7 separate regions of the Homo sapiens genome follow, and all the other regions are linked to region 2. The links are chromatin loops, found by intact Hi-C in ENCODE. Cell type or tissue: IMR-90. All regions are shown on one strand.

What was found. Hi-C counts contacts between places; a loop is a spot of excess contacts. Peaks named below come from ENCODE experiments on the same cell type or tissue, not always from the same donor. Only the 100,000 strongest peaks of a DNase experiment are listed, where the experiment ranks them.
Region 1: a loop joins it to region 2, with 11 times the contacts of the local background. A loop is called at or near these places in 5 of 110 quality-filtered maps.
Region 3: a loop joins it to region 2, with 17 times the contacts of the local background. A loop is called at or near these places in 2 of 110 quality-filtered maps.
Region 4: it touches region 2 in a loop (2.7-fold over the local background); 32 of 110 quality-filtered maps call a loop at or near these places.
Region 5: a loop joins it to region 2, with 10 times the contacts of the local background. A loop is called at or near these places in 106 of 110 quality-filtered maps.
Region 6: it touches region 2 in a loop (13-fold over the local background); 34 of 110 quality-filtered maps call a loop at or near these places.
Region 7: a loop joins it to region 2, with 4 times the contacts of the local background. A loop is called at or near these places in 9 of 110 quality-filtered maps.

Annotation. Positions count from the first base shown.
Region 1 is chr21:31,085,096-31,089,095 of GRCh38, forward strand. No RefSeq gene overlaps it. Among named protein-coding and RNA genes, the nearest start is that of KRTAP19-8, 49 kb to the left of the region's middle. In IMR-90, a CTCF peak has its summit at 1,547; a DNase peak (open chromatin) is centred at 1,526.
Region 2 is chr21:29,088,216-29,092,215 of GRCh38, forward strand. It overlaps a transcript of MAP3K7CL not described here. Among named protein-coding and RNA genes, the nearest start is that of CCT8, 17 kb to the left of the region's middle. In IMR-90, a CTCF peak has its summit at 1,970 (motif pointing right); DNase peaks (open chromatin) are centred at 1,976 and 3,006; H3K27ac peaks cover 1,223 bases.
Region 3 is chr21:30,042,651-30,046,650 of GRCh38, forward strand. No RefSeq gene overlaps it. Among named protein-coding and RNA genes, the nearest start is that of GRIK1, 100 kb to the left of the region's middle. In IMR-90, a CTCF peak has its summit at 2,007 (motif pointing right); no DNase peak of the experiment used is centred here.
Region 4 is chr21:29,143,978-29,147,977 of GRCh38, forward strand. The region is part of intron 2 of MAP3K7CL (MAP3K7 C-terminal like); the gene reads left to right. Among named protein-coding and RNA genes, the nearest start is that of MAP3K7CL, 15 kb to the left of the region's middle. In IMR-90, no CTCF peak of the experiment used is centred here; DNase peaks (open chromatin) are centred at 984 and 1,504; H3K27ac peaks cover 540 bases.
Region 5 is chr21:29,370,547-29,374,546 of GRCh38, forward strand. It overlaps BACH1-IT2 (BACH1 intronic transcript 2), which reads left to right and starts at 1,955. Exons shown (of 2, transcript NR_046564.2): 1 at 1,955-2,017; 2 at 2,696-3,434. In IMR-90, a CTCF peak has its summit at 1,991 (motif pointing left); a DNase peak (open chromatin) is centred at 1,975; H3K27ac peaks cover 163 bases.
Region 6 is chr21:29,847,697-29,851,696 of GRCh38, forward strand. The region is part of intron 1 of GRIK1 (glutamate ionotropic receptor kainate type subunit 1); the gene reads right to left. Among named protein-coding and RNA genes, the nearest start is that of GRIK1, 90 kb to the right of the region's middle. In IMR-90, a CTCF peak has its summit at 2,201 (motif pointing left); no DNase peak of the experiment used is centred here.
Region 7 is chr21:29,474,326-29,478,325 of GRCh38, forward strand. No RefSeq gene overlaps it. Among named protein-coding and RNA genes, the nearest start is that of BACH1-IT3, 20 kb to the right of the region's middle. In IMR-90, a CTCF peak has its summit at 2,313 (motif pointing right); DNase peaks (open chromatin) are centred at 2,476 and 3,826; H3K27ac peaks cover 831 bases.

The DNA of each region.
Region 1 (4,000 bases), 2.0 Mb after region 2:
TAAAAAAAGGTAGTGTCCAAGACACAAATACCAAGTCCACTGAAGGTCTCACTAACCAAATTGTGTGATGAGGCATTTCTGCAGATGAATATTTTTTTGGAGCTCTAAATCATCTCATCCTTAAATTAAATAATTCTTCCCCCCCCACCCCCCCGCCTCCACAAGGTAATTTAGAATAAAGAAGATAGTGTTTGTAACACACCTTTCTTGCCCCCAACACACATGCACCTTGATCCCCTCATCTGTCGGGCTACAAAGTTCCTTTTAAAAAATATTTTTTCTAATTGATAAAATTTGCTTTTGCTCATTAACTTTCCCAGTTAAAAGCCCTGGCTAGATGCTTTTTAAAGTAACACAGATGGAGATACGGGAAAGCAAAGATCAGAAACATTGGTGAAAGCACTGAAATGTTTCTTTTCTAAAAAGATTCATTAGTGATCAGACAGAAAAAAAGGAAGAAAGGAAGGCGGGAGGGAGGGATAGACAGAGGGAGGGAGGAAGGAACAGAGAAAAAGAAAGAAGGAAGGAAGGAAGGGAAAGAGGGAGGGAGAGAGAAAAAAGAAAGAAGGAAAGAAAGAAAACCTAAATTTCTTTTCAGTTGCTTAACAAAAGAACTTCTGGAAAGCTATAGTCTCCATGCAGAAAATGATTTTAGCTATCAAATATTTTTCTAAATGCTCTCCAGATTTGACAATGGATTTTTCTAAACTCCCACATTGCCCTCTCTGGGGCCAGGACAGGCTAAACTGTGAAAATGAATGGTTGAGGAAAAGAATACTGAACTCTGCCATGTGACTGTTCAACTGTTAATCTACACCCAAAAATGAAAGTCCATTTCCATCCTTAAAAATAGTAAAGGGGAAGGAAAAGTATCTTTTCCATTTGGTCCATTTTCTTGGAAAGTTTGTTATTAAAGGAAACGGTGGCCAGGCGCGGTGGCTCACGCCTGTAATCCCAGCACTTTGGGAGGCCGAAACAGGCGGATCACCTGAGGTCAGGAGTTCGGGACCACCCTGACCAATGTGGCAAACCCCAGTCTCTACTAAAAATACAAAAATTAACCAGCCGTGGTGGTGGGTGCCTGTGCTCCCAACTACTCGGGAGACTGAGGCAGAAGAATGGCTTGAATCCAGGAGGTGGAGGTTGCAGTGAGCCAAGATCGCGCCATTGCACTCCAGCCTGGGCGGCAGAGCAAGACTCCGTCTCAAAAAGATAAATAAATAAAATAAAGGAAACAGTTATTTGTCTGGGAAGAGGTGGATAAATGTTCAAAGAATGTGAAGAAGAGAAACATCCCCTTCCTGTTATCACATCTGAGCTGACTTATTGAAATAATAACAGGAGAAGGAAATAAAAAAAAGGGAAAGGAAAGGAGGAAAGGCCAGAGAGGAGGGAGGAAGAGAGAGAGAGAGAGAGAGAGAGAGAGAGAGAGAGAGAGAGAGAGAGAGAGAGAATGAAAATAAGAACGATAATTTTGGGACCCAGCAATATGCTTGAGTTTGCGTTTGACTCTAAAAACATTCATAGTGAAACAGCGGCCTCCTCTGGTCACAGGCAGGAAATTCAAGAACTTCTGTTTCTTACCAAAGTCAATTTTAAACTATGAAAATGGATGGATTATTACATTGGAAAAGAACTGTATTCAACATTTACCAAATCTGCCGTTGTGCACTAAAACCGTATAAACTAGAAAACTCAACCCAAAATCAGTGTTCTGAGGGTGATGAGTTCCAGCAAAAATCCTATGAGAAATTAGAGTTGGATAGGATCTTGCTCACATTTAATCTATTCTCCCTCACAGTGATCTTCCCTAGTTAAATTAAGTAAAAGTTGAAAATTATCCTCCAGGGTGAAACAATTTTCCCAAAATGGTCACTACTGGTCTGCTTGTACTCCATTCGGAGCCAGATAGACCTAGATTTGAATGCTGGATTCATAGAGCTGCATAACTTTGGACCAGGACTTGCCCTGTTTTTCCATCTGTAAAATAGGCCCCATAGCACCTCTCAGGGCTTCTCTGCAGATGCAGTGAAAGCACACACAAAGCACTAAGCATGTAGGAAAAATTTTGACAACGTCAGGGCCCCTTCCTGTTGCTACCACTGAGTCCAATATAGCTCGTAGCTCACTGAATTGTATGTCTAATGTTTGTGTATTTTTTTTTGTTTTACTCATTTATAAAAGCAAAGATCGTCTTTATAACTTTTATTGCGGTAAAACGTGATATTTGGTAAGATATAATTTGCCATTCTAACCATTTGTAAGTGTACATTTCAGTGGCATCAATTATATTCACAATATCGTCCAACCATCACCACTATCCATTTCCAAAACTTTTTCATCACTCCAAATAGAAACTTTGTATCCGTTAAGAAATAATTCCTCCTCCCCTCCTCCTCCTCTCATTGCTGGTAACTTCTAATCTACTTTCTATCTCTATGAATTTGCCTGTTTTATATATTTCATGTAACTAGGATTATGCAATATTTGTCCTTTTGTGTCTGGTTTATATCACTTACCATAATATTTTTGAGATTCATTCATGTTGTAGTGCGTCCGGAATTGGTGGCTTCTTCGTCTCACTGACTTCAAGAATGAAGCAGCAGACCCCCGCGGTGAGTGTTACAGTTCTTAAAGATGGTGTGTCTGGAGTTTGTTCCTTCTGGTGGTTTCGTGGTCTCGCTGACTTCAGGAGCGAAGCTGCAGACCTTCACGGTGAGTGTTACAGCTCTTAAAGGCTGCACGTCTGGAGTTTCGTTCCTTCCGGTGGGTTCATGGTCTTGCTGGCCTCAGGAGTGAAGCTGCAGACCTTCGCGGTGAGTATTACAGCTCATAAAAGCGGCGCAGACCCAAAAAGTTAGCTGCAGCAAGATTTATTACAAACAGCAAAAGAACAAATCCTCCACAGCATGGAAAGGAACCTCAGCGGTTCGGGTGGCCTGCTTTTATTCCCTCATTTGGTCCCACCCACATCCTGCTGATTGGCCCATTTTACAGAGAGCTGATTGGTCCGTTCTACAGAGAGCTGTTCGGTCTGTTTTGACCGAGTGCTGATTGGTGCGCTTACAAATCTTTAACTAGACACAGAGTGCTGATTGGTGCGTTTACAATCCTTTAGCTAGACACAAAAGTTCCCCAAGTCCCCACCCGATTAGCCAGACACAGAGCAATGATTGGTGCGTTTACAAACCTTTAGCTAGACACAAGTGCTGATTGGTGCATTTACAATCCTTCAGCTAGACGGAAAAGTTCTCCAAGTCCCCACCCCGCCTACAAGCCCAGCCGGCTTCACCTCTCTCTGGCACTCCCATGGGTCTTTGCGGCACCTAGCCTGGGCACTCCCGCAGCCCGGACGGAGCTCGTTCCGGATCAAGCCCAGCGGACACCTGCCGGCCGCGCCAAGCGCAGAGCCCGCCGAGCCCGCGCCCACCTGGAACCGTGCCGGCCTGCGAGCGCCGTGCGCAGCCCCGGCTCCCGCCCGCGCCTCTTCCTCCACACCTCCCCGCCAGCAGAGGGAGCCGGCTCTGGCCTCGGCCAGCCCCAGAGAGGGGCCCCCACAGCGAAGCAGCGGGGTGAAGGGCTCTTGGAGCAGGGACAGAGCGGAGGCCAAGGCCGAGGAGGCGCCAAGAGCGAGCGAGGGCTGCTAGCAGTTGCCACCTCTCAGTAGCATGCATCAAAACTTTATTACATGGGGTGCAGTGGTTCACGCCTGTAATCCTAGCACTTTGGGAGGCCGAGGCGGGCGAATCACCTGAGGTCAGGAGTTCAAGACCAGCCTGGCCAGCATGGTGAAACCCCGTCTCTACCAAAAATACAAAAATCAGTCAGGTGTGGTGGGCCACACCTGTAATCCCAGGTACTTGGGAGGCTGAAACAGGAGAATCGCTGAACCTGGGAGGCAGAGGTTGCAGTGAGCTCCAGCCTGGGCGACAGAGCAAGACCCTGTCTCAGAAAAAAAAAAAAAAAACTTTATTCCTTTTTCTTGCTGAATAATACTTCC
Region 2 (4,000 bases):
AAGGTGAAGCTTTAATAGGCACACAATTTAGGCTGTTGTATATATTCTGGATTAAAAAGTTTAAATGTAACCATAAGAAAAAGCAAATAATAAATGCTATCACCTTTTGTTGTGTTTTCCTGCAAGTGTTTATTTTAAAATATATAATCTGTTTGACAAAAACACAAGTTTACAGATTGCATTACATTTTCGCACTGTTTTGAATTATGTGTAAGCAATAAATATAATTTCTGAGTTATTCCAAATTCCCTTTCATAAGCTCTCCTTAAGTTATTTTACACACTGCAAAGTTTAATTTAACCACGCTAGTTTTGTTTAATAGGTTAAAAGGAATTAAATTGGTCTTAAATTACGCTGTGAATAATAAAAATGCTAATAGGAAATATATTCCATAACACTAGTGCTGTATTTCTTAAAGCTATTGAAGCCTGGTTATCATTACAGTCAGTCTTAACCTACAGATGCCCAATCTATAAAATGAGTGTTGGTGACACAGGAAAGTGTGTGTGCATGTGTGTGTGTTGAAGAAAGCAGAGAGAGTCTACCATTTGGGCGCTGCTTTCTCTGATGATGATATTAATTTTTCTTTGTTCTCCAGTTCAGAAATCTTGGGGTGTGACTGTACCTGTGAGTTAGCTTCCTTGTTTTGCACTAAAGAGTGCTAACAAGATACTGGCCAGGCGTGGTGGTTCATGCCTGTAATCCCAGCACTTTGGGAGGCCGAGGTAGGTAGATCACTAGGTCAGGAGTTCAAGACCAGCCTGGCCAACATGGTGAAACCCCGTCTCTACTAAAAATACAAAAATTAGCCAGATGTGGTGGTGCATGCCTGTAGTCCCAGCTACCTGGGAGGCTGAGGCAGGAGAATCACTTGTACCCAGGAGGGAGAGGTTGCAGTGAGCCGAGATCGCACCACTATACTCCAGCCTGGTGACAGAGCGAGACTCCGTCTCAAAAAAAAAAAAAAAAAAAAAAAAAAAAAAAAAGACACTGGTCCTGGGGTTGTCTGGCATGGATCTCCCAGACATAACCCTCATCTCTGAATCAAGAAACTGGGAGAAGACTGCTCACACCACCTGCAGAAAGAAGGATAATCTGAGAGCCCAAGATGGGCCTTACATTTGTCTTTTTCCATAAAAATACTGTTATATATTAGTGTTTGATAAAGTAAAAATAATGATGTTATTATTATCTATCTCACATACATTATGGGTTAATACGTATTTGTGCCCTTGTGAACTGGCCCAGAAAAAATGAGAAAAAGATTTCTCGTTCCAAACAACCAAAATATAAACTGCCTTTGGGAAGGTAACCCTTTCCTAAGTTAGGGGCTGCTTATAATCACATACTTGACACCATTAAGCTTGTGGCTGGTGATGTTTGTGGCCTTATTATTTCTTTACTTTGTCTGCCAGATTGGATTTAGAAACATGAATGAAGCATTAACCTCACAAGGAAACTGTACTGAAATAAACAGCATAAATCTCTAGGCTGAGTTTGGCCTTTTGCCTTCTGTCTTTATATAGGATTTCCAAACAAGATGTGTCTAAGCTGTTCAAGAGTGAAAGCAAGAAAAAAGAGGAAGGAAGGAAGGAAGAAAGGGAGGAAGGGAGGGAAGCAGGAAGGAGGGAAGGATGAGAGGGAGGGAGGAAGGGAAGAGAGGGAGGGAGGAAGGGAAAAAAGGAGAAAGGAAGGGAGTAAGGAGAATAAGAAAGAAGGAGGAAAGACAGGAAGGAGGGAGAGAAGGCAGGAGGGAAGGAAAAAAGAAAGAATTGATATAACCTAATAATTTTGATACTATTCGACCCATTTCCTTGCCTTTATTTTCACCATTATTGAATCAGTGATGACAGCAGTAGATGCAGTAATGTGAAATGTTAACTCATCCATTCATTTATTCATTCTGCAGTATTTTTTACAGAACTTTGCTGTTTAGTATTTCTGTATTGCTAAGTAGCCTGCAGAGGGTGCACTTTCCTTATTTTTATGTCTTTCCATCCACTTATGACCAAAAGAGGACACAATGTTTTATAAGATTAAAAGAGATTATTCAATGAAAGAAGTGAGGAAGGCACAACTTCTCTTTTCTTTCTTCTACCAAATGTTACAAAATGAAATACGTAAAAGGCGTAGGGAATGCAATCTCTATTAGCTTCTTTGTTTTGTTTTGTTGTTTTTTTTTTGAGACAGAGGCTCACTCTGTCGCCCAGGCTGGAGTGCAGTGGTGCAATCTCAGCTCACTGCAAGCTCCGCCTCCTGGGTTCACGCCATTCTCCTGCCTCAGCCTCCCGAGTAGCTGGGACTACAGGCACCCCTACCATGCCCGGCTAATTTTTTGTATTTTTAGTAGAGACAGGGTTTCACTGTGTTAGCCAGGATGGTCTTGATCTCCTGACCTCGTGATCCGCCTGCCTTGGCCTCCCAAAGTGCTGGGATTACAGGTGTGAGCCACCGCGCCCGGCAGCTTCTTTGTTAATAGAAAAATCAATTTTAGTGACTTTTTTTGCATGGAGCCAGGATCATCAAGCCTGTGGCCTTCCTCACTTTTTTTTTTTTTAAAATTGCTGCATCCCCGGGACTTCGTTTTTTTTCTTGCTCTTTGTGTATGTGTGTTCTTATTTTTCCTCTCTATACTGCATTGGTCAATAGAAATATAATGCAAGCCATATATGTAATTTAAAATTGCTTAATAGTCACATTAAAAAACTAAAAAGGAGGTAAAATTCATTTTAAAATATTTTATTTACTCCAACTTACCAATTTTATCATTTCAACATTTTGTCAATATAAACATTTTATTGAATATTTTACTTTTTTTGGTACCAAATCTTTGAAATCTGCTGTGAATTTTGCATTTACAGCACCTCTCCTCTTGAACTGGTCACATTTTAAGCTGTGAATAGCCACATGGTACCAGTGGCAACTGTACTGGACAACACATCTATATACATTCCTTTTTCATTCACAATTTCTCCATCCCTAACCAAACCAGCAGAAAACAGTGTATTACCAAATGGTGCTGTTTACTCAGAAAATCTTTATGACTAATTATCCACCAATTTGAATCATGCAGGAAACATGAGATGGCCTGTGTTCCCTCTAAGAGACTGTCGTTTACAGTTTTGAGATTTTAAAAAATAGAATGTTTTTAGCCAGTTGATTTTTAAGTCACTCTAGTTCCCTCCATCACAAAATGAGGTATAGCTCTTAATAAAAGTCCTTCAATTTTATTTTCCTGAGTGTACATTTTCTTTTCTTTTTTTCTTTTTTATTTTTTCAATACAGCCCCTTGCTCTGTCACGCAGGCTGGAATGCAGTGGTGGAATCATGGCTCACTACAGCCCTGACCTCCTGGGCCCAGGTAATTGTCCCACCTCAGCCCCTCAAGTAACTGGGACCACAGGCGTGCACCACCACATCCAGCTAAGTTTTTCTTTCTTTTTTTTTCATAGAGATGGAGTCTCGCTATTTTGCCCAGGTTGGTCTTGAACACCTGGCTTCAAGCAGTCCTCCTGCTTTTGGCTTCTTGAAGTGCTTGGATTACAGGTATGAACTACTGCACCTGGCCTGTCCATTCTCAAATACATGATAGTAACTCCCATCTGCTGAGTGCTTCCTATGTACCAGGTACTATGTATTAATTGTTTATACATATAATTCCATTTAATATTCACAAAAGTCCTTTTGAGTTGGATACTGTTGTTATCACCTTTGTTTTAAAGATGAAGAAACTGAGCATGGGGAGGGCTAGGGGAGTTGTCTAACATAATCCAGCTAGAATACTGCAGAGCTGGGATTGCAAGCTGGGCCTGCATGACTCCAAATCCTGCCTTCTGTAATTTTATGCATGGTGTCTCCCAAGTGGGGAGTATATTAAATGCAAATTTAAGATGTTGGTAAAGGGTAGAATTCTAGAAGTGGTAGAAATCCTAGAGTTCTTATAATCAGCTCTCTTTGTTTTTATAAGAAAAATCTGAGGCAGAGCGAGGCTGAGTGGTTT
Region 3 (4,000 bases), 950 kb after region 2:
TTCAATGAATTTTCCATTTCCTTTATTGTACTTTTCAACTCAAGAATTTCTATTCAGTTCTTTTTTATATTTTGCCTTTTTATTGATATTCTCTTTTTCGTGAGACATTATGCTCATACATTCCTTTAATTCTTTAGGTGCAGTTTTTGGAACATGTACTATCTGATTTAAAGATTTTATTTATCAATTTCAGAAGCTGGACTTCTTCAAGTTAGTTTCTATTATCTGTTTTTTAAAACTCATTTATGGACTATAGTTTCCTGGGGTTTTTTCGCCAGTCACATACAAGTTTTTATCATGTTAAAAGCTGAACATTTTTAATATTATAAAATGATAACACTAGAAATCGAATTTTTCTCCCTACCCAAGGTTGTCTGTTGTTGCTGCTTGTTTGTTTAGTCATTTTCCAGGACTAATTCTATAAAGTCTGTATTCCTTGTCATGTGCAGCCCCTGAGGTCTCTGCTCAGCATAGAGGTCAGATAATTTTATTAGATAGAATTTTTCCAAATGCCTTGAACCAATCTGTTTACTACCCATTGCTGAGGCACCAATATGCTGACAGTGTGTTTGAACACATTTTCATCTTTATCAGTTTTCAATTTTATCTTGATTTTTACTTTCTACTTGTTCAGAGCCTCAAGATCAGCCAGAGGTGGGAGATTAATGCACATGATTTCCTGGGCACCTGTGCATGGGCTTTGAGATTTCCAGGAATACAGAGAATCTTTGTCCAGCCTCTTTGCCCAGTTGGCATCACTGCATTAGGCAGCTGCAATGTTAAGCAATTGCTGATGGATTTTTTTTTTAAACAAATTCCCTCAGATAAAACTTTTCTCACTGAACAAGCTCAGGTCAAGTATAGACCAACTCCATGAATGCAACCTTTGCAAAAAGCGTGAAAATAGTGTTGATTTTCTGGAGATAGGGCTTTTGGGAGCTTCAAGCTCATTCTAACTCGCACTCACCCTGTTACTGTTATTTTTCCTAGCTACCATGATTGTGAGGATTCTGGTTTTTAGGGCTTTCATGGAATTAGGAAAAGAGGAATAGAGCAAGTGCAAACCTCACAGAGCTCATTGTTATTTATAACATTAAGCTGTTTTTCTTGAATAAAGCTGCTCATAGTGTTGCAAACATTTGGATAATTTCCACAGCTCCCAAATACTTGATTTTGATAAAGTTTTATAGTGACCTTTTTGCTTTTATGCAGTGGATTTTTGGAGTTCCTTGTATGTCTACCAACTCTTTAGTTCCTTGTATTTATCGCTTTTCATTGACCATATTCAGCTCACTTAATCGAATAAGCATAGCTGCTTCATTAATTAGGGTTCAGTGGTTCTTGGAATCTATACATATTTCCACTGTGATGCCATAATAGCTTTAGTTTCTTATTTTTTACGTTATTCATTGAGCTCATACCAACTATCCTTACCTTTCCTAGTAATATCCAAAAATGGCATGGTCTTCTTGGGAACAAGACAAACTCCCAGTTGTCTTAAATTCACCTTTATTTTGACTTCTCTATTAGCAGTTACATTTTGTTATGTAAGCTGCATTTCATATATATGCTTGACAATTCACACTGCAGGGAGAGCTTCATTATTTTTCCATTTCCATAGAAATGGCCATCACCACTAATTTACAAAGGAAAATACTCTCCAGCCTTATTTATTATTGACAGTGGTTAATCAGGAGTAAACTAATTTTTGAACCAGTAGCCAAAGGCTTATGTGACATCATAATCTTGAAGTAAAGTGCAAATAATGTAGTTTATAGTGTTTATTATAAACCAGTATGCTTTTTTGCCCCTTTTCCTTAAATTGACCATTATAGAAGTTGCAAACCTTCTTGCTATTTTTCAGTAGTTGCCTAAAATAAACATCCCCCATCCTTCTTGTTTTCCCTCTCTCTTTTGTCTCAGCATTCTTTGTTTACTTTCCCAATAATATTTTAACCTAAGAGTACTAAGTCACTAATTTCAATAGCTGCAGTGCTGCTTTATTCCACAAGAGGGCACTCAAATGGCTTTCTTTCTGTGATATTCTAATTTCCCACTTTTTTCATATTGTTTGTTTTCCACAGTGGACTTTGAGGACAGATCTATCCCAGAGTCCTCCACTAAAACCAAGAAGATACATATATACTTATAAATGTAGTTAATTTCTTGGAAACATTGAAGATTTATATGTTCTAGAAATCAGAAGGTGAAAAGGAAGAGATTGAGATAGACCAGTGTTTTATCCATGACAATTCCACCTGCTTTCTCAGGGAAGGCTTTGGACTGCTAGCAGACATGACTCCTGAAAAGAAGGCGAAGCACCTGGAATATCTCATATGCCTATTCGATCATTTCCAAACTAAATGAAGCAAGTAAAACTTTTAAAAAAACAAAGCTTAGGCCGGGAGTGGTGGCTCATACCTAATCCAGCATTTTGAGAGGCCAAGGCATGAGGATCACTTGAGACCAGGAGCTCGAGACCAGACTGGGCAACATGGTGAGATCCCCTCTCTATTAAAAATCATCATCATCATCATCATCATTAAACTAGAAAAAAATAAAACTGAAAAAAAAATTCAAATAGGTGAATGCTTGAGATGACTGTACAGAGATGATAAATAACAATACCTGAGTTTTGTCAGAATAACAGGTAGATAACATATTAAGAAAAGATTTGATTTGCTGGAATTAAGATGGCAGAAAAAAATGGACACATTGTTTTTATTATGTAAAATATTACAGTATACAGCTACTACTAGAAAGTAGATGAGCAAACCTTAATCCAACTAGAGATGATTAAAATAGTTTTGTTTTTCTATAAATGTAGCCTGATGTGAGGGGGTAAGAAATGGAGTAGGGAAGTGAGTATTGAAAGGATGAGACATGTACTCTTCAGTCATCTTAGAAACTCTATGTATTTTTCTGACTTTATGAGAATTTTCCTGGCCTGCCTGGTAAGAGAACAAACATTATAAATGTCAAATCAGGCAATATTCTAATTTGAAGATAACCAGGATTGATTATAGAAGAAGAATGCCTATTTTTTTTTTTTAGCGAATATTGCAGAGTAGAAGTAAACTCTGGCACAGAATTGCCTTCGTAGCTTTTATATTACACCCAAAGAATTTTGGTGGAAGCCACTATCCCTTAATTTTGAATGGATTCTGATAATACCAGAATCTATGACTATTTGATAACTCTCTAACTACTAGGAGCAAAGAGCTATATCATCATCTTGCAAGATTATCCTGCAAAGCAAATGTAATATTAAAATTTTGCTTATTAGATGTAATTTTGGGTGTCTTTTCCTTTCATTTTATGCCTTTATCTTGGTCCATAACGATTGGATGGTAGCTTTCTAAAACAGCTATTTTAATCACTATCATTGATGCTTCTTGAGCAACCAGCTAGTATGTTAATAAAGAAGATCATTTTCCTAAATAGAGCCAATGAGTGAAAGGTGAAAATTATCTATGGCTGAGTGAGTTAGAAATCACTATCATTTGATAGATTGCCTTTGGACATTTTGTTTTTGTAAGTCTTTTTGAAAAATGTAATATCACTTTGGGGCAATGGAATTGATAGTTTTAATAAAACTATTAAAGACTACTTATGTCTTTATATACATTTCTAAACGGAAAAATAAGAAACATTTAACTGCTTTGTGAATAATATTGACTTATAGTTTTTTGAATATGTAGGAAAAAAGTGAAGAAAGAGTACATATTTGTTTTACCACATATTTTTTTTACTGAGCATCCGAAAGACCTGTTCCACATCTGTTATTTTTCAGTCATCTGTGCTTCCCATTTGAGTTTTCCTAGCAGCATCTGGAGGGGTAGGGAGAATCAAAGTGGTCTCCTTGGTAGCTGATCATCCTGCTATTGCAGGTTGGCAAATTCTCTGCATCAAGCCAAAACACAAAAACCAATTATGAAGTCTGCAGATATTTTATGTCCAGCTGTTTGAAACACATATGGCATTTATTCTATTCAGGGTA
Region 4 (4,000 bases), 56 kb after region 2:
GTAATATAATGGCCACTCCTTTACTCTATGATTGCCTTATGATTTTGGTGTTGAAATGTTCTCTCTGTCCTAAAGGGATACTAATGATATCCGGTGGTCATTTTTGAATCATCTTCACTAGCTAAATAAAAAGTTGGATGCTCTTAAGACATAATTCCCCATGTTTTAGGGAATTTTTTTTTTTTTTTGAGACGGAGTCTAGCTCTGTTGCCCAGGCTGGAGTGCAAGCAGGGGCTTGATCTTGGCTCACTGCAACCTCCAGTTCTCACTGCAGCCTCCTGGGTTCAAGCGATTCTTCTGTCTCAGCCTCCCGAGTAGCAGGGACAACAGGCATGTGCCACCAAGCCAGGCTGATTTTTGTATTTTTAGTGGAGACAGGTTTTCACCATGTTGGCCAGGCTGGTCTCGAACTCCTGACCTCAAGTGATCCTCCTGCCTGGGCCTCCCAAAGTGCTAGGATTACAAGTATGAGTCACTGTGCCCAGCCAGAATATTTTAGGGAAAATTTTACTGGTTCATGAAATACGAGTCTGAGAACCTATGGACTAGTAAGTGAAGAAGAGCGGAGTGGTATGGTGGAAAGAGCCCAGGGCTGGGGGACACCCCTTAGTCTTACATGGCCACGAATCGTGGAGTCTTGGGTGGCTTCTTTCCCTTTTTGGGGTCCTTGTCTTTAGCTCTACTCTGAGGGGGCTGGACCAGATGGTTGCCTAGTCCTTTCCAGCTTCAATATTCTCTGTTAACTGATTGCTAGCTATCATTGCTAAATAACAGGGAGGATTTGGATTACAGACCCAATGTGTCCTATTTATTCAAGTTATGGAGAAACACAGAGAAGACAATTGAAGGGAATCTACAAACAAAATAATCCTGAAACCAACCCAACAGCTGCTCAATAGATGTTGAAAAGAGCCCATCATCAAATGTACTATGGTACATCATAATGGTTGGGCTGTCAGTAAGAAAGTTCTAGCTTAAGGACGTTGGCTTAGTCACATTGTATTTGCCAAACAGGCAGTGAACATCTGTTTATATAAAAAATTTTCCTCTTCTTTCCTTTATATTTCATCCTTTAAAAAATTTCTTAGGATACATTTTGCTTGGTCTAGTAAGTCTACAGTGCCATTTTGAAGAAGAAGCCTTCAAATTACTTCCTTAATGCATTAAAAATATGATAAAGTGATTTGCCAATTTGCGTAAGTCTGAGTCCCTGTCTTGCACAATAAATAATTGGTAAATTTTAATAAAAATGTACTTGTGCTGTGATTTTGTCCCATTATAAACATATCAAGCAACTATTTTTTTTTTCAAAAAAGCTAAATTTGCTAGAGGGTCTCTTGTACAGCTACTGTACAGTCTACTTTATGCTTCTGGAATTGTCAAAACAAACTTAACTGCTGTCAGGAACTCCGATCCGGTATCACTGTCAAAATGTTTTACAACGATTCAGCCAAATGTTTTTGGAACAGCTGTGCTACAAGTCAGCATGAGTCATTTTCCTTCTTTCCTTTTGGCCCAATCCAGTGATTCATCATCCTGCTTTTAGAATATTTGCCTATTTTTAAAACCAGTCAAAGAAGGCAGCCACTGTTTAAAAGTAAACACACCACACATCAACTTGGGGCAGCTTTGTAAGCAGCTTCGCAAGCCCTGAAACTTCTGGCTGGTAGGGATGCCAGCTAAACCAGATGGCATCAAACAGTGAAATACAGGCCTGGCTTTCAGACTTGGTAGGCTTCATACATCTGTCTTTGGTTTTCTTGTTTCCGCTGCTATTTCCTGCTTGGGTTAATCCAACTTGATCCATTCTTTAACAAAAGTCTTACTTTTTATTTTGCTTGACTCTCTAAAACATCTATTGTATGTTGATTTCTACGTTAATCAATTAGACTTTTATTTCAACTCAAGGAGTCCAATTTGAAGCTACTTTATTTATCTGTAAGTTTATCAGTATGGTCACATATGTGTGAGGTGACATGGCGTGACTATAAATAAGGACGTCGATTTCCACAACGGGCCTCATTAAGTCTGTTGATACCAGGTGTTTGCTATTTACATTACTGTAGTAAAGTAAATGGATAACTTTTTTTTTTTTAATAATTAAGCAGGAAGGAGTGTGACTTCACAGGGGGCAAGGTGGATTAAGTCTCAGGAAGCCTTAAGATTCATTCCTGGCTGTCTTCTAGAATTCTAGAATGTCTCAGCTGCTCTCATACTTTACAGAGTGGTTTCTCCTTCCAACAAGTGCCTGCTTGTCTATGATTATTAGGGTTGGGATGCACAAGTACAGTGTGTTCCCATTTACCTTTGCCAAATCATTCTGGCCTTGGACCCAATGAGCTAAAATGGTCGTGATGTCTAGGTTATTAAACTTGTACTGCAGTGAATGTAAACGCACTTAAGAACAAAATCAGTTTCACAAAGCATAGGTTTTATAATGAAGCCTACCTCTAAAGGTTCAGTGGTGACAAGTGTATTATTTTTGCCTTTTGTCCAATTCTTTGCAAACATTGGGGTGGATTTAACAAGGCACAGTAATTGGCAGAATTTGTCACTTCTGGTCTAAGTAGAGCATTCAAAGGGCCTTGGGACTGAATCTCAGTTCCTCTGAAGACTGTCCTCTAACCTGCAGCAAGGGGCTTGGGAAATTTCTCAGTTTTTACTTGTTCTGTGAGCTAAAGTTAAGTGATATCACTGAATCTGAGGACACCCATTGTCTAGCATAGGAGCAGATACAAAACAGATTCAAATTTGGTGATGCATTGTCATTATTTTAAACTACTTTTAAATGGAAGTATTGTTATACTACTCTTGACTAAAATATACCAGAGACTATTAAGTGATATGACCCTTGAGGGGTTTGGTCAAAGTGAATACCATGCTTGTTTAAATTATCTTTTTGGTGATTATCTTCGATGCTTTCAATGCCTTAGATGCCAGAAATGCCTTGTGTACTGCATTTTATTCTGGACTGTACTATCAGCACATTGGGAGAGGATACTTGTTTCCACATTGTATGTGGCCCATGTCACTTCCTCTAGTTCAAAAAGAACACCAACAAGTTTTTATCAAGAAATTTGGTGATGACTATGAAAACATAAAAACTGTTATCTTTTCTTGCTTTATTATAATTTAAAATAGCTTTGGTTTTTAAATTATTTTTTCACCTTATATTTTGCATACATACTGTATATGCATAGTATGTGTACTGTATATGCATATGTGTACTGTAAATGTATATATGTATAGGTACTATATATGTATATGTACTGTATATGTATGTGTACTATATGTATAAGTGTACTGCATATGTAGTATATGCACTGTATCTGTACTGTATACATATATGCACTGTATATGTATCTGCACTGTGTATGTGTACTGTATGTATGTACTGTATATGTATATGTACTGTACTGCATATATATGTGTACAGTATATGTATATGTACTGCATATGTATCTGTATTGTATCTGTATGTGTACTGTACATATCTTATTGTATCTGTACTGTATACATGTGTACTGTATATGCATCTGTACTGTATCTCTATTATATATGTATATGTGTACTGTATCTGTATTGTATATGTATGTGTACTGTGTATGTATCTGTACTGTATGTATATGTGTACTGTATATGTATCTGTACTATACCTGTACTGTATGTGTGTACTGTATATGTATCTGTACTGTCTCTATTGTATATGTATGTGTATGTGTACTGTATGTGTATTTGTATTGTATATGTATGTGTACTGTGTATGTATGTATCTGTGCTGTATCTGTATGTGTACTGTATATATCTAACTGTATCTGTACTGTATATGTGTACTGTATAAACCTAACTGTATCTGTACTGTATATATCTGTACTGTATATCTGTACTGTATCTCTATTATATGTATGTGTATGTGTACTGTATCTGTATTGTATATGTATGTGTACTGTGTATGTATCTGTACTGTATCTCTATTATATATTATATATGTTTGTGTATG
Region 5 (4,000 bases), 280 kb after region 2:
AGTAGGGGGGTTTCTGTAGTCTGAGGACCTATGAGCCTTTTGGGTTACCTTTGACTTGCACTTGGGCTTTTATGTTGATGCCAAGCAGTATGTTTATACTTCTCTAAAATGTATTTTTCTCTATATAAATAGTGTTTTTGTTAACTCTCACCGGCTCCAGTCTCAACTTTTGCCTCTAATTTTTCCCATAATATTCACTAACTCTAGTGATAGCTGTCTATGCGCATTGTACTGAGACTAATTCAGAGAGTGGGTTGGATGAACTTTGGTTTGATTTGTACGTAATTGTTAAAAACTGTGTTTAAGAAAACAGTTGTACCCTTGGCAAAACCTGGAAGTCTCTATGTTAACAATTTTCCCAATTTTTGTTTTAGGAAGCCATTCTGCATATTATGTTTTTAAATAAAAGGATTTGACTTTGGGCTGACAATTTAGCATTTAACCACTGTCTCCGCACCAGTTCCACAAGAGCAGGGATTTAGATTAATTGGAAAAACCTCATTGGTTTCTGATGGAGGGGGCATTCATAGAAACAACCTACTGACAACTAAGGAGCTACTGCGATGGGATGGGCAGCCTGCAGCTTCACTCGGTGGGCAGCCTCCACAGGTACTTTAATTCCTCGCTCTTCTGGCCAGGCATCTCTTGGTAAAGGCAGGTAGAGGAAGCAAAGCAATTACCTAGATAATTAAGGAAAAACAAACCTGTATGTGGCAGGTAACTTGGGGAGCTGCTTCTGATTTTCTAGGCAACTATTTTCATTCTTCACTTCTCTGGTGTCAGCAGGAATCTGAGCTAGATCCCAAGAGCAACTCGAACAATTACAATGCTCTCAGTTGGCAAACCCGGCTTCATAGCAACTTCCCTCCTCATTGATCTAGAGTTTGAAATAGCTTTGTCAGATCTCGGGTGTGTTCCTGCTGATTTATGGCAAAATCCCAGTAACAGCTGTGAAAATGTTTGTCCATTTGTGAAACTTCAGAAAGCGGGTCTAGCAAATCATTCTCACCTGGTGATTCTGGGGCAAGGTGAGAACTGTACCCTCACAGGCCGGGTGAATAAGATTCTAGTTGCGGTGGAGGCCAAGGAAGAAGATGTACTATGAGTCAATCTCTCTATGAGGCATTTGCTGAACCTTCCCCTCCTACACCTTCCTACAAGGCAGGTCCGATGACTTTTACTTTACAGATGAGAAGATGGAGCCTCCACAAGGCACATAGCTGGTGAGTGACAAAACCAGAATTCAAACCCAGATCCATTTGATAGTGACATTTGTTTCCACTACCCTAGTGGCTCTGGGGGAAGCCAGGACACCCATATTTTTGTAAAGTCCCGTAGTTGTTTCTAGTGTCATCCGGGTTGGAAACTGTATATTAAGTCAGTGGTTCTCAAACTTTAGCATGCATTAGTATCCCCTGTTAGGCTTGTAAAAACACAGATTGCAGGCCCCACACTTAGATTTCTGACTTGGTAGGTAGGTCTGAGTTGGGAACCAGGAACTTGCCTTTCTAACAAGTTCCCAAGTGATGTTGATGCGGGGGCCTGGGCACTACACTATGGGAACCACCACCGCATTAAGGTGAACTCAGAGCTGAATCTGACATGAAAATCTGCATTAATGGAGATGACATCAGATATCTGCAAAGTCACTTAATAGAGAACGGTTGAGACTAAGTCTTGACTAATATTAAAACTAACACATCTAAAAAGACTATGTCCATCACAGGTGGGTGGTCAGAATAGAAACATTACATAATGGGAAAGAAAATGTAGCTGATGCTATTCATCTAGAAGGAAGAAGTGATGTAAGGGTCAGTTTCCACCTTTGCTTTGAATTCCTTGGACAGCAAGCAACCATATGAGCATTAATTTGATTTATGTTTTTCAGGTATCGTATCTGATTTCAGATACATATGATGGTCTCAAGTGTGTTTTTTACCACCACCACTTTGTAGGCCTGTTGATGCCACTGCTGTTGAAGTCTATGTGAATGGTGCCCCCTGGTGGAAGGAAAAAGGTAGTTTATTACAGTCCGTTGTAAATGAGTGACCTAGCGTTGTTATCATGCTCTGCTCCTAGAGACCACTCCACTCACCTTAAACTAGCGAGCCTGAGGACCGGTCCCGGGGACCCATGAGAACATGATCTCCGAGAGCCCTGCCCTTGAGAAAGGTTCTCCTCAGCAATACTCCAACTCACCCCAGACCTAAAATTTTTTTTTTTTTTTTTGGAGACAGAGTCTTGCTCTGTCGCCAGGCTGGAGTGCAGTGGCATGATCTTGGCTCACTGCAACCTTTGCCTCCTGGGTTCAAGCAATTCCCTTGTCTCAGCCTCCCGAGTAGCTGGGACTACAAGCGCACACCACCTCGCCTGGCTCATTTTTTGTATTTTAGTAGAGACGGGGGTTTCACCATGTTGGCCAGGATGGTTTCGATCTCCTGACCTTGTGATCTGCCAGCCTTAGCCTCCCAAAGTGCTGGGATTACAGGCGTGAGCCACCATGCACGGCCCTAAAATTCTTAAAACGTGAAAATGGGGGAAGATGGTTAACACATCCATATGCTATCATGATATATATCTTTCTTCTTAGTTGTATGGGATGAAATGATGCCAAGATTTTCCTTACAGAGTAGGGATTGTGACTGAAGCCTTTGGACAGGTATTTAGGCCCTTATGAGTGTCCCCTCTTGTCTAGAGAATGGGACGCCAGGAATGTCAGATGCTTTTCAGCCTCTCCCCTGCTCTCACGCCTAGAAACAAGAGCTCCACAAAGGTCTCTCATTCCTCAAGGCTGATGAAAAGCCCAGCAGCTAAATGGCCAGAAGCCTGTCTTTGTGAGAAAGCAAGAAGTCTCTCGGTTTGAACTCTTCGGTCTAGAGACAGATTCTTCTACCAGTGGTGTAAAACCCTAAAGAGGCTCTGCATAAGACCTACCACTGCTCTGTGTCTCATGACACCCTGCCCCCACCACTGGAAGGCCACACTTATTCTTTGTGTTCATGCTTCTCTATGATCTGCAAGTTTCCCAAGAACACCTGGATTCGAAGCTCAAGTCCACCGCTAAATAGCTATGTGACCTAATGTGTCAGATGGTTATAAGGATTACAGAGAAAGAGGTATAGATAGAGCTGGTAGCAGTGACAGACACATCTTTACATCATATAATTCTGACATGCATTATTATTGTAGTTTTCTGTTATTCAGACATACTTGTTAAGAAGGTGCTGGGGACAATTTGTACATGCTGGGTATGAAAGGGCTTGGAAAGTATTTCATGAATGGAGTTGGCATTGAGGAGTCCAATCCATGTACAATGGGTAGAATTAGAAAGGCATTGAGGATAGTGTATTAGTCTGTTTTCAAACTGCTGATAAAAACATACCTGAGAGTGGGTAATTTATAAAGAAAGAAGAGGTTTAATGGACTCACAGTTCCATGAGGCTGGGGAGGCTTCACAATCATGGCAGAAGGTGAAAGGCACATCTTACATGGCAGCAGGCAAGAGAGAATGAGAGCCAAGGAAAGGGGGAAACCCCTTACGAAACTGTCAGATCTTGTGAGACTTATTCACTACCTTGAGAACAGTATGGGGGAAACCGATTCAATTTTCTTTCACCGGGTCCCTCCCACAACACATGGGAATTATGGGAGCTACAATTCAAGATGAGATTTGGGTGGGGACACAGCCAAACCATATCAGGTGGTTACATAAGAGATCCAGTAGAGAGGTGGGAACTCCAGAGGAGATAACTCACCTGGAAAGTAGGCAATCAGGAATATAGGATCCCAGTATGATGAAAAAAAAGGGGCTGTGGGTATGGGAGGCATATCTCAGAGAGAAGAAACACTGCTGTTCATGCCTGTGAAACCCAAGGTTTCCCCTTCCTCTTAAGGGTTCTCTCCCTCTAATGAGAGTTGTTTACACTGCTGATTAGAGACTATTAAGGTCTAGAAATCAATTTGTGTGGGGTTGTGGCCAGCATTTAAAAAACAGAACAGA
Region 6 (4,000 bases), 760 kb after region 2:
TACTACATCAAGTCAAACATCTTTGAAACAATTATCATTGCATTCTCTGTATCCTCAGCTGGACTTCCACTTTTCCATTGGTTGCATCGGGATGCTGGATCATGCTTTCAAGAACACACCTAATCATTCTCAACAGTATTGCTGTGATACTGCCTAATTACTTTGTTTTGTTTATTCAGGTTGCAACACTATTGTTTCTCTCTTTCTCTCTCTCTCTCCCTCTCTCTCTCTCTCACACACACACATGCACATGTGTATGTGTATACACATAAAATTCACCATTGCTTTACTTAGCCTTAATTAACTAGTAGTAGCATTTATACTCTCTCAGTTACCCAGGGTTAAACGTAAGTTATTATTATTATTATTATTAAAAGTTTTTTTCTAACTTGATCGTCTCAGCCAATTCAAGTCCAATAATCAGACTTTGCCTTGGCAACGACTTTATCTGTACGCTGCTTCTAGTTGCACTTTTACCACCCTAAGACCCTTAATGCCATCAATGTGGATATCTAGAGATGCTAAATTCTCTTTCTGTCCCCGCCAATGTACAATGCATGCTTCTGCTAAATTAGACTATCTGAGCTGGAATGCCAACAGTATCACTGTCTGGCATTAATAATGTCCGTGACTTCCCTTCATGCCCCTAATGAACCAGTAATTTGTCCAAGTTCTCCATTATGTTTTCCAACCTGTGCTTCCGGCCTCATGGCAAACAATTCAATTGCCTAGTGCAATTGAATCCTCCACTCACACCTTGATGCTTATTAGAGTCTAAATCATACACAAACTATCACTTTTGTGTCTAAGCTCGTAACATTGTTTTTATCCAGAAATCCTGCTTTCTACTATCATGCTTGTCAAAATCTTATTCATCCTTCTCAAATGGAAACCTTCTTTGTAAAGATTTGTGGATCCCTGTGGCTAGATGTATTCTCTCTTTCTTCAGTTCTTAATATCATCTACAAGGCTCTATATAGCCTGGCATTTGCATACCGTTTATTACATATACTACAGCTTGCCTTCTTTGGGTTCCTTAAATAGACCAAGTTGTGTGTGTATATATATATATATATATATATATTTTTTTTTTTTTCCACGATCTTCACCTTAGCTGTTTGGTATACGTAAAATGTGTTTTTCCTAGTCCTTAGGATGACTTGATTCTTCTTAAATGTCGTCTCTTATGGAAGTTCATTTATTCCACCCTATTCAAATAGATTTTCGGAACTTTCTCCCATGCCAAATGTTTCTTTATCATAACACTCTGTCATTTCCCAAACTGACTCTGTGAAGGCAGAACAGAACCCAAATCTGTTTTGTTAACCAAGGTCTACAAACACACATAGTATAGTTCCTGGCATATAATAGTTGCCAAAATATTTATTAAATGAATAAATGAATGATTAAGCATATTGTTTATACTTTTTCTTTTCATGTCCCAGACTGTATTGTACTTCCTAATATTTTTCTTGTATTTTATTAGGTTTTAAAACCTTTGAAGTAAAAATAAAACATTTTGCATTGTTCATCTTGGTATCCCTTAGCTTCTAGTATGGTGCCAAACATTCATGAGATTAATAAATGTTTGCTGAATTAAATCGATTTGAATTAAACCTTCAGAACAATATTAAGTTATTGCCAGGACATCACAGATGGTAAGTGCAATTTCCTCTGCTAATAGCTTCCAAGGTTGATGATGAGATAAAATCAGTCGAGCATCCATCAATAGGGGAAAAGCTCTTAAAAACTAAATCCTCTAAGTCATTGTAGTGTTGCCTCCTTTGTTATACTTTGTTTCCTGCGCCCATCCTTCCTTAGAGCGTCAGACACAGTTCTTATGTACTACTTCATTAAGGATAAGTGTAGAGTGATGTCAGGAAGGAGGAAAGGCCAATAAAAGGCCGTTTGTTTTTAGCAATGTTCCTCTTAACCACCAAAGACAATGTGTCCATGTGCTTATCCCCTTCTCTCTGCTTAACTCCTTGACTCCAATTTCTCAGCTTACCTCTAATGAGAGAGTGTGCCTTAAATTCGAGATGAGTGCCGGTAAGGGTTCTTAAAAGCTGGCACATTTCAAGTGCATGGTGAGAAAACTACCCCAGGATTCTGCAGGTGTTAATTATGGTGGAAGCTAGCATAAAGATGCAGAGTGTAGAGCGGCTTGCTGCTCTGATCTTCATGCCCTCTGGTGCCCTCTGGTGCCTCTAAGAGAGAATGACTGAACCCAACAGTGGATGGCCCCTGTTACTGGAGATACTCTCTCTCACCCTCTCATATGTGTGTGGAGTGAGAGAACAAACAGCCCCCATGAAACTCACGTTTTTTAGAGTGCAGAAATCTGTGCAAATCTTAAAATAGCATATGCCCGTGAAGTTTATGTCATCCCTTTTTGGTTCGGTTTCGCTGACTTTCAGAAGGATCATGATATCTTCCTTACTGCATTAACATTTGCTGACAGAAGATCCTTAAAAACTATCTCAAATATTTGTTATCTCTTTTTCATAAACAAAATCATCTTCTCTTTGCCATAAATGGAACATTTATGTAGATCCTGGGTAGCATTTCTTAAATCTCACAGATATGAACATAATTCAGCAGATGTAAATTTTTTTTTGTTAGGACTACAAATTAAGCAGTTTGAAGGGTATTTAAAAAATCTCTATCTTTTCGATGTGTGGCTCTGGGTGTTATCCATTTCTAAGGTGTTCAAGATTAAAGATAATACTGCTATCGCCCTAATGTTCTAACTGCATACACACCCTGTACCCAATCTCAGATATCCTCTCCCCTGGCCACTCCTATTCAAAGCAACAAGGACAACCACCACCACAACAATGAACAAAAAACGAATCCCAGGAATGGATAAGGTGGTCGCAGATGCCACAGGTTATTGATGGAAGTAATTTTGGAGTCCTTGTTTAGTGCTCATAACATCTTGTATTCTTGGCCTCCATCTGGACTCTGCCAGTTCCTTAGTCTTAGCAATGTACCAGGCACATAAATTCTCTTTATTAAGAACCAAAACTACTTTTTTCATTTTATGTAAACTCATAAGTCACATCTTCAGCTCATTTTGAAGTAAGAATCTTCAGTATAACAGGGGAAATAGTATAACTACTACAAGGTAACTAACAAGTAACAATGTTTGTATAAAAGCCAGAGAGTATCTCAGCAGGAAATTTAATATTTTAGAAGAACAGACTTTTAGAGCAAACTTTTACTTACGATATTAACACAAATGAATTCAAGATGCCAATAATATTATTCCTACCTTTTATTACTGTCAGTCTGTACAAACTCTTAGCTTATTTGCTTTACAGATCAGTCTGTGAAAATGAATCAACTAGAAATGATTTCTTTTTTTTTTTTTCTTGAGATGGAGTCTCTCTCTGTTGCCCAGACTGGAGTACAATGGTAAGATCTTGGCTCACTGCAACCTCCGCCTCCCAGGTCCAATCAATTCTCCTGCCTCAGCCTCTTGAGTAGCTGGAACTACAAGCGTGAGCCACCACACCAAGCTAACTTTTGTATTTTTGGTAGAGTCAGGGTTTCACCACGTTGGCCAGGCTGGTCTCGAACTCCTGACCTCAAGTGATCCGCCCACCTCGGCCTCCCAAAGTGCTGGAATTACAGGCATGAGCCACATCCCCCGGCCTAGAAATGATTTTTTTGAGACAAGAGAGTAGCAATCTTTGAGCAACACAGATTGTTTACAAAGGCAATAATAGACAAAAGGGAGATATAAATCAATAAATGTGAACAACATCCTCTTCCCATAACATGGCATCTTCTAGGATCTCACTTTCAGTCTGTTCTTTACCTTTGCTCCCTTTTCTAGCCCTATAATGCAGTGGAAATGCCAGAGTCTGAATGACTTTAGCTTGAGTCCTGGTTCTGACTCCTACCAGCTGTGTGATCACAGTTCCTCTTCTGCAAAACAGAATCTAATAACTAACTTCATGAGCTATGAGGAGATTCATGTACAGCACCTATTCCA
Region 7 (4,000 bases), 390 kb after region 2:
TTTAGGGACAACTGTTGGTTGGGGATAAACAAGGGGATGCTTCCTCCCTTTCCTCAAGTCACTAGTGAGGTTGTAATAGGGTTGTCCAGAGAAACAACCAGTAGGATATATAGACACGCGCGCGCGCGCACACACACACACACACACACACACACACCACAGAAAGAGAGATTGGCTCACACAATTGTAGAGGTTGGCAAGTCCAAAATCTGCAGGGTGGAGGGTAGGCCAAAGATCCAGGGAAGAGCTGATTTTGCAGCTCAAGTCTGAAGGCAGACTGCTGGCAGAATTCTCCCTTCTCTAGAGGAGGTCATTCTTTTTCGATTAATGCCTTTAACTAATTAGATGAGGTCTACCCACATTATGGAGGGTTAATCTGTTTTTCTTAAAGTCTGCTGATTTAAATGTTAATCTCATCTGAAAATGACTTTCAAAACAATATCTAGACTGTTTTGACCAAATATCTGGGTACTGTGGTGTAGCCAAGTTGACACATGAAATTAACCATGACATGGGGCTTTAAGGAGTTTGCTGGGAGGACTTTCTCTATGTACCTGGAATTTTGGTGGGCACACAGTGGATTATCTGACTTTTACGGGGCAAATTAAAAAGACGAGAGGCAGCTGGCCAGTCACTCTTAGGGCAGAAGTAAAAAGAAATTGCAGTTCCCTTAGGGTTGGCCTCTGTCGCTTTGTTTTAAGACAAACATTGCAGGGGTGTTTCTCATGGTCCAGCTATGGGCTATGTCAGCAAAGGCTGGCTTGGAATTCTCTTGGGGTTTTGTCCAAGAAGGCTACCTGCAGAGGCAAAAAGGTCTCAGCAGAGAGGATCTGCCTGTATCAGTGCATTCCTGGGGCTGATGAGGAATGAGGGTACATGATACCTACAGTCAGAATAAAGACATGTTCATCCAGTGTCTTAGTGTGCTTGGGCTACCCCAGCAAAATACCAAAGAACAGGCATATTGCTTGATAGGTAGAACAACAAAAATGTATTTTCTCACAGTTCTGGAGGCTAGGAGTCTGGGATCAGATGCCAGTATGATTAGGTCCTGGAGAGGGCCCTCTTTTTCACCTGAAGACAGTGGCCTTCTCACTGTGTCCGCATACAGCCTTTCTCTGGTGCATGTGTGTGGAGAGAGAGTAAGCAAGCTTTTTAGTGTCTTCATATAAAGGCACTAACTCCGTCATTAGGGCCCCACCCTCATGATCACATCCAGCCCTATATACCTCCCAAAGGTCCCATCTCCAAATACCATCACATTGAGGATTAGGGCTTCAGTATGTGAATTTTGGAAGGATACAATTCAATTCATAGCCCACAGTCTGAGCAAATACAGGGGAGACTTCTGGTGGCAGAGTCTCTCAAGAATCCACAAAAACACCAAGGAGAGAGGCTACTCTTTAAGTTAGAAATTTCCCATCTCTTCCCCTCTCTTGGACCCTCAATCTTAAAGGAGTCAGAAACTGAAGCTAGCAGAATGGAAAAAGAATGCAAAATGCTATAATAAGCCAGGAAGAGAGACTATATCCCCTCCTTTTCCAACGCCAGCTGCCTGCTAGATTCTGGCCCAAGGTGGAGTGGACTCACCTTTTAACACTAGATTGAAATTCAGACCTGTACATGGAACCAATCATTTTAGTTACTAATTTGTGACAATGTTTTACATATCCAGAAAAGTCTTGGGCTGCCTGGATTTTCTTCCTGGAGCAGGGGAAGAACTAGTCTGACTGAGTACATTTTAAGTGAGAGTAGGGGAACAAAAATAAATTTACATTTTATGAGACATATGTGTTCTACTATTAGCTGTATTTTGCCTCCCTATCCAATTTTAAAGGGGGAAAATTTAACTTGTTAAATGATTGTTTGATAGGTAGAGTAATGAAAAATCCCAAGACATGCTCTCTAGATTTGAGAATTTCACAGGTAGTTTTCTCTGGGGGAATCTTAGGAATTAAAACATTTTGGCTGGGCGTGGTGGCTCACGCCTGTAATCCCAGCACTTTGGGAGGCCGAGGCGGGTGGATCACCTGAGGTCAGGAGTTCGAGACCAGCCTGGCCAACATGGTGAAACCGCGTCTTTACTAAAAATACAAAAAATTAGCTGGGCTTGGTGGCGGGTGCCTGTAATCCCAGCTACTTGGGAGCCTGAGGCAGGAGAATCGCTTGAGCCCGGGAGGTGGAGGTTGCAGTGAGCTGAGGTCGCGCGCCATTGCACTCAAGCCTGGGCAACAAGAGCGAAACTCCGTCTCAAAAAAACAAAACAGCATTTTAAGTAGATGTAATACCTGCAGTGGCCACTTGGTGGCAGCCGTCCACGAATGCTGCTTTCGGCTCGCTGCCCTTGGGGACTCTGTGGTTTTGTGTGACAAGCATTTTTTTTTTTTTTTTTGTCCAGCCTCCTAGAAAATTGCCTGCTCCTGTTTTGGTGGAAACTCTGTTTTCCCTGACAGTGTTTGTTTTGTGGTTGAGCCCTCTTTGGCTCCGCGAGGCCAAGTTTTGTGATGCTTTCTGAATATCAGATATTTTAGTTCTATCATGTTAAAGCAGTTTGGAATCTCTGTTGGGTTTGAGGTTTTTTTTTCTTTAGTCTTCTCCTTTAACTCAAACACTGACTGACACATTGAGAATGAAAAGCTGTTGTTACTTTTTCCTGGAAAAGTTTTCTCAAATCTCAGACTTTCTAAAACTCCTGACTCACATCAGAGGGAGAATGCTGTTTTTCTGCCACCCTCAAGCCCTCATTATTCATGTTTGCACATGTCATTAGCAGGGTGAGTTTTCTCTTGATTTGTACCAGATGGTGTGATTTTTTTTTTGGGGGGGGTGGGGGAAGAGAGTAGAAACTTGTTTCTTTAAACTCCACCAAAAATTGTTTTCTAATAGGTTCATTCCTTTAATAACAAAATTTCATTTATGAGGGCACAGTAGCACCCAGAACAAATTTTGATTTTGCAAACCAATGACCTTTTTATGGTTCTTTAGAAATGGAAGTCAGCTGTTGTCCAGAAGGGTTGGTGGCATGGGGACTTAGAAAGCCATGAAGTTTGAGCGCCGCTTTCTAATGTCTGACCTGATGTTTGTGGCTGCACTTGCTGTATGTCCTCAGGCACAACAGCTATTAGCTTTGTTGTGAATTTTAGAGGGAGTCACTTGTTCAGGCAATGGATACTGCATATGTGGCACTCTTTGCAGGTCCAGCTGGGTGACATGCTGAGAACAACCAGGTGTGCTCCCCGAGCTCATAGCACATATGGTCAGGTGGATAAAACAACCTTGATTTCAAACAAAACACCCAAAGGAGTGCATGTGTAATCACACACTGAAGGAAGAGCTCCGAAGGAAAAAAAAAAAAAACATGTTGTAGAATCACAGCAGACAACCACAGACCTGCTCTAGCTGGGTGGTCAGGCCGGGTCTCCCTAAAAAGTTAGACTGAAGGTGAAATCTGAAAGATGGATTGACATTAAGCAGGGAAAGGCAGTGAGATGGGAAGGGGAGTGTTGGTGGAAAAGAATGGGCCCAGGCAGAGGACAGAGGTGGGAATGGTGTGTCTAAGGAATGCAGGTTGGAGCACAGACAGCTAGAGGAAGAGAGCGTGAAATGAGGCCGGGGAGAACAGGCTGACCCAGAGGGCTACGGCAGAGCTGGTGTATTAGTCAGGGTTCTCCAGAAGGACAGAACTAATGGGATAGAGGTATATACTAAAGGGTGTTTATTATGGAGAATTAGCTCTCAAGGTCACAAGGTGAAGTCCCATCATAGGCTGCCTGCAAGCTAAGGAGCAAAGAAGCCAGTAGTGGCTAAGTCTGAGTCACCAAACCTCAAAAGTAGGGAAGCCAACGTACAGTCTGTGGCCTAAAGCCCAAGAGCACTCAGCAAACAACTGATGTAAGTCCAAGAGTCCAAAAGCTGAGGAACCTAGAGGCTGATGTTTGAGGGTAGGAAGCATCCAGCATGGGAGAAGGACGGAGTCCAGAAGACTTAGCCGTTCTAGTCT